Linked DNA regions of Homo sapiens: region 2 is linked to region 1. A link is a loop called in an ENCODE intact Hi-C map of the cell type or tissue named here. Cell type or tissue: gastrocnemius medialis. All regions are shown on one strand. Each heading gives the region's core, and the rest is flanking DNA. Links, peaks and the distances in the headings are about the cores only. Region 1 overlaps FAM53B (family with sequence similarity 53 member B). Region 2 overlaps LHPP (phospholysine phosphohistidine inorganic pyrophosphate phosphatase).

Region 1 (2,906 bases), core at 254-2,753:
CCAGGTAGGGCAGACGGTTCAGGGCACAGTCCTGGTTGGACTTACCTGGCCAAGGAAGACTCACCTTTGCCAAGGACAAAAGACAGGTGAGTCCCAGAGAACACCGCATCCTCTTGTAGCTTTTATCTGCAGTTTGCAATCCACTACCTCATTCATGCACCACCAACTAAGGTCTGCTGTGTGCCCTGCTCTGTGCTAGGCACTGGGGAGCCACACTGGGGCTATGCTTGAGAGTCTGTGGCTTAGGAGGAGAAGTAGATGTGTACGCAGATCAGTAATTAAAGTTCAGGTACATACGTGCTGTACGATCACAGAGCTAGGAGAAAGGTGTATCTTCAGAGGAGCTTTGAGTTGGCTTTTTAAATGAGGAGACTCTTGGTGAAAGGAAGATAAAGGCAGGAAAAGAACGGTCCAGGCCTTTGCAAAGGTGTGGAATGTTCTTTGCAAAGGAGTGAAAGAGCTGATGTTTGGGGGAAGCTGCAACTTCTCTTCACAGTTAAAAACTGACTCTTCGAATCTTCCCTACGACAAAGAAATCTTATAGGCCTTAGAGGCTTACTCTGTAACACAGAAGGAGTAGGTCCTGTAGGAATTCATCACCCAGCTCTGATGCCCCTGGGTTTTGGTAGTTACCTCAAGGCCCAGCAAGCTGGACTTCCAGCCTTTCTGCATATAGATCTTATCTGTGCTTGTTCCTGCAGTCTAGTTATTAAACTTTAGTTTTATAAAGAATCGCTGGTGCATAAGAATTACCCTTTTGGGTTGTCTACACAAAGCTGGGGGGAGGAGTTGTACTTTGTGGGCTGGTTCAGGAATTCTTCAAGGATGGTTTTGACTCTATATGATTCTTTTCTGACCTCCACTGTCGTAGGAGGTTTGATACCTGGAGTGTAGGGTTTGTTGTGGGGAATGATGTGGAGATGGGCCCGGGTGCCAGTCTGAAATGCTTGTCTTCTTTCCCGGAAACAGTGGCTGACAGCTGAAGCGAATGGGCCACAATAGGTGGGGGCTTCAGAAAGTTCTCTAGAGGCAGTGAGGAGGTAGGCCTGGAGTAGGGAGGCCCTGAGGGGTCCCTTCAAGAAGCACCAAGATCGCAGGCTGGCCATGGGAAAGGAAGGCAGATGGGAGGGATGGTGTGTTCCTATTTAGCTGGCTCCCGATTCCCCTTTTGGAAGTGATTTCCCTAGAGATGGGGAAGATTCCAGGCCAGTGGTGCAAAAATGGAACAGAAAATGGTATCCTCTGAGAGTGGGATCAACTCCTTTTCATGTCACGGGTTTCCCCGAGGCCTGGCGGAGACGCAGTCTGTAGTATGTCTCAGGCTCCGTGAGCACCGGCCACCCTCGCTGCTCTGTGCCAAGCCCATTGGTTTCTTCCTCAGCCGGCCACATTCCTGGCCCATCTGGTGCCTCAGTGCCTTGTCTCAAAAGAGAAGTTAGTGGCCAGCATTTTGTATGGCAACTTCCTGAAAACCCAGAGGAGCCAACCCAGCAGAGGGCGGGCTGTGGGCCCCCGCTCCGACCCTGGCTCACTTCCTGAGTTAAGCAAGGGCACAGCACCTGTGGGCTTGGCAGTCACATCCCCCACATATTCGATAATACATTTTTTCTCATAGGACATTTGGAGACTATAGAAGAACAAAAGAGAAAAAATAAATTAACCAACCAGCTGTCTGCCAATCCACTATTAACATTTCGGTTTATTTCTTTCTTACCTTTACATACAACAGACATATTTTGCTAAATAGGAATCACACCCTCTATACAGTTTTATATCCTGTTTCTTCATGCTCAGCTTTATATTGTTAGCATTTCCCCACATCATTTAATATTCTTTGAAACTCTGCTTCTTCATGCTCCATGTTATTCCTTGATAATTTATTTAACCGGCCCCTACTGTAAGACGTTTTAACTATGTTTACCATTTTGCTGTCACTCATCATTTTGATGAACATCATCATACATAAATCTTCACTTTTTTCTTAGGATAACTTTCTGTTTTCTTTTAAATCAGATAACTGGGATAGTTGTGACTGTGTCAACAAGAGTTTCTATTTCCTTTAATTTTACTTTATAGCTGGTCACGGTGGCTCATGCCTGTAATCCCAGCACTTTGGGAGGCCAAGGTGGGTGGATCACTTGAGGCCAGGAGTTTGAGACCAGCCTGGCCAACATGGTGAAACCCCATGTCTACAAAAAATACAAAAATTAGCTGGGCGTGTGGTACATGCCTGTAATCCCAGCTACTTAGGAGGCTGAGGCACCAGAATAGCTTGAATCTGGGAGGTGGAGGTTGCAGTGAGCTGAGATTATGCCACTGTACTCCAGCCTGGGCCACAGAGGCAGGTCCTGTCTCAAAAAAAAATTTTTTTTTACTGTATATTAGTTTATTGGACTTTCAACTGCTGACCAGTGTCAAGTTGAAACTGATTTAATAGAATGGTGAATACCCAAAGGGAATGGTTTCCTTGGTGGTGAAGCATGTTTGAACAACCTAAAGCAACTTGCAGGAAGAGGTACTTTGGATGATTTTTGGACGTAATTGATCCAATCCAGTTGGAGGAGCAGATATTGAGACCTGCTGTGTTCAGGCCCTGGGAAATTTCAGAGATGAGATGAACGATGTATGATGAAGAAATTGGATGTTTAGCGACAGTCTTGCTTTGTTGCAGCTGGCTTGCCTGGGCTTTTGGAAGGTTTCTCTCCTGCATCTTCAGCTTCTGAGGCCCTCTATGAATACAGCCTCTGGACAGTTCTACCAGTGTCCCCTGTCAGGGTCCCCAGCCCCTCAGTTTGTATCTCATGACCTTGGCAGGATGCCCAAGAGGAAGGAGTACCACCGTTAGCTCTGCTGACCTTGGCAGGATGCCCAAGAGGAAGGAGAACCACCATTAGCTCTGCCTCGGC
Region 2 (2,906 bases), core at 186-2,685, 120 kb after region 1:
CAGTTACTATCTATTAAACATTGCTATGAGCCGGGCGGCCAGACAAGAACCTCACTTACGTTTTCTACTCTCTTATTTATTCCCACTCATGAGTGGAGGGGGCCGAGGCTGAGAGAGGCAGCCAGGGGCGCGTGGAGGGCAGGCAGCGGCTGAGCGGGATATGATGCCCGCAGCCCTGGTCGGCCCGGGCGTGCACTCGCTCCCTGGTTGTGTCTTCTCTCTGATTTAGTAGACACTCATCAGTTTGCTCTGCCCAGGCCTGTGGACACAGGTGACCACGGCAAGGCCTGCCCACCTGGAGCTTCCAGTCCACTGCAGGGACAGGTCCTGACACAATCACAGCAGAGGTCTGGATGAAGGGCTGGGGCATCCCAAGGATGGGGCTGCAAGGGCAAGAGCCCGTCTCTGAGCTCGTGGAGTTCTGGGAGCCCCCTCAGCTGGCCTGCACCCCTCTCCTCAGGCCACCTGGACCCCCGCCCTCCCTCTCCACCGGGAGCTCTGCAGGCTGAGCAGGGCCTGCCTCTGTGGGGTCCCAGTGCCTGGAGATGTCATCTGGAGGAGAGCTGGATGGGAGCGGGTGTGGGGCTCCTGAGGGACCATTTCTCTTCTGCACCCCTGCTCACAGGGATGTGCGACCAGCACGGCTAGAAATGGGGCCTGACCTTGGGAGGGAGGCTTCTGCCCCTGGACAAAGTGCAGGGAAATCCAACAGAATCCCAAATGGCCCTCCAGCCCTGGCTGCCCCCTCAGACTCTCAGCCTCCTCCCTCTGTCTCAGGTGCCCCCGACCTCCCACCACACAGCCTCACAGTGGCCAGGCCAAGTGTCTGCTGCGACTCCATCCATCAGTCCTGCACAAAAGACCCCAAAAGGCAGACGTGTGCTGGTAACTGGCTCTCCGGGATGGGGTAGGGGTGCTGGGTCCGTGCATTTGCCAACTTCCATGGTGTAAATACTTCCACCGTGGCCAATTTCAAGCTACAGAAGAGAGCTGGCAAAAGACATCACAACTGACTCCTGCCAGTGGGTCCAAGCAGGCTCCAACACCCCAAGGCCTAAATCACAGGCACCCACAAGTTGCTTGAGGCCATGGCTTGGTGACAGTGCAGAGGACACCAGAGGAGGCTGGGCAGAAGCTGCAGGAGTGGCTGGCACCTGCAGTCTCCCTGCCCAGCGCTCCCAGGGGACAAGTAAGCAGAGTGTGTCCCCCAGGGGGGAAAGGACAACCCCTCCTGAAAGTGAGTCTCCCAGGGGTCCCATGATGCCAACCAGACTCCTGCAATCAGGAAGGCGCCAAGAATCTGGAGAGCCCATAACCACACGCCCGGTCTCCAGGACCTGGCCCACTTCAAGTAACTGGAGAAGGTGATGCTGGGAGGCCAGGCTGGGCTGGAACCACCGGGCTCTGCCACACCTGTCCCTGCTCTTGCTGCCGCCGGAGTGGCATGGCAACTGCCCACAACAAACATTGCCAGGCAGCCAAGCCTGGCCTTGCGGGCCACCCAGGGGTACGGCGACGGCTCCAGGCCCACCTCGGCAAAGGCCCTCTGCGGACTGCAGGGGGCACTCTCCGCTCTGCTTTCTTGGTCTTCTCCAGTTTCTGAGGGTGTCAACCCTGGATTTCTCCTTAGCTCCTGCAGTGACACCCCTTCCCCCTCCTGTCCCCACTGCTGTAACCCGACGCCGGGCTGGAGCAGGGCGGATCCACAGGGCCCTCGCCAGCCTTCCCCCTGCCTTCCTGTGACCTTGAGAAAGGCCAAAGCGGTCTCCAGGTCCCCAGCTGCATGTTGGGACGATGGGAACATGGCTTCTTCCGCCTGTGCCAAGAAGTGATACCAGAAAAGACCTGGAAATTCTTGGACGACAGTGGCCGCCTGGGGCGCACGGCGTGGGGTAGCATTCCTTTCTTGTCAGGCTCCGTCCTGAACAATGTCCTCCCCAGTGCGTCCCTTAAGGGCACAGGGTCAGAGTGATATGCTAGGCTGCACAGCTATTGATTTAAAAATAGTGTCCTTTCTAAAATTAGACATCAAATCTGGAACCCCAGCTCCATGGATCCTCCTCTCCCCAAACTAAACCTAATCCTCAACATAAACTGCCACAGAGGCTCACAAGTGAATTCTTGGGGACTATGGCCTGCACGGAGAGCCTGAAGACACCTGTCTGTATTTCTCGACCCTCAGTAAGGGATGGCAAAGGAGACCAGCTCTTCCTTCTGCAAGAACAAGCTAGCGAGCAGCAAGCAACAAACAACAAACAAAACCCCCTACTGCAACCAAAAAATTATTTCCAAGCAGGGGAGGTGCCCTTCTCATGCGTGCTTCTCAGCTTTTGCAGAAGCTCAGGTTGCTGTGGGGAGGGGAGCTTCGGCGAGTGAAGCCCCTTGAGTACCTCAGGGGGGCCTCACTTATTGCCGGGCGTCGTGTTTGCAAACATCAGAGCAGAATGCATAAAGATGCATGGAGCCTCACACAGAGCGCTTGCTGGACAAGGACACCTCGTTCCCTCCCACTCTTCCTCCAAGTCCCCAAAGTCCACTGTATCATTCTCATGCCTTTGCGTCTTCATAGCTTAGCTCCCACATATCAGTGAGAACATAAGATGTTTGGTTTTCCATTCCTGAGTTACTTCACTTAGAATAATAGTCTCCAATCTCATCCAGATCATTGCAAATGCTGTTAATTCATTTAAATATATGGTATAACTTTTCCATCCTAAAAATGTAATATAACCATGCCACACATTGGACTTAGAGATAGGAGGAAAAACTCTCCATAATTCCACGGCACAGTGCACTGTCCCCAGCCCAGACTCAACATCCTACCCTGAGACTGCCTCCTTACACATCCGTCTCTCACTGGGGAACCAGGAGCTTATGCTCCGAATACTCATGCCTAGCAGGGGCTC

What was found. A loop is a pair of places that touch in the nucleus more often than their neighbours do. Peaks named below come from ENCODE experiments on the same cell type or tissue, not always from the same donor. Only the 100,000 strongest peaks of a DNase experiment are listed, where the experiment ranks them.
Region 2: a loop joins it to region 1, with 2.0 times the contacts of the local background. A loop is called at or near these places in 2 of 110 quality-filtered maps.

The regions. Positions count from the first base shown.
Region 1 is chr10:124,683,987-124,686,892 of GRCh38, reverse strand. All of the region lies in intron 3 of FAM53B (family with sequence similarity 53 member B), which reads left to right. Among named protein-coding and RNA genes, the nearest start is that of FAM53B-AS1, 19 kb to the left of the region's middle. RefSeq lists an enhancer at 617-1,588. In gastrocnemius medialis, for the core only: a CTCF peak has its summit at 1,490 (motif pointing right); a DNase peak (open chromatin) is centred at 1,452; H3K27ac peaks cover 2,500 bases.
Region 2 is chr10:124,564,620-124,567,525 of GRCh38, reverse strand. The region is part of intron 6 of LHPP (phospholysine phosphohistidine inorganic pyrophosphate phosphatase); the gene reads right to left. Among named protein-coding and RNA genes, the nearest start is that of LHPP, 100 kb to the right of the region's middle. RefSeq lists enhancers at 1-53, 577-1,154. In gastrocnemius medialis, for the core only: a CTCF peak has its summit at 1,549 (motif pointing right); a DNase peak (open chromatin) is centred at 1,455; H3K27ac peaks cover 2,189 bases.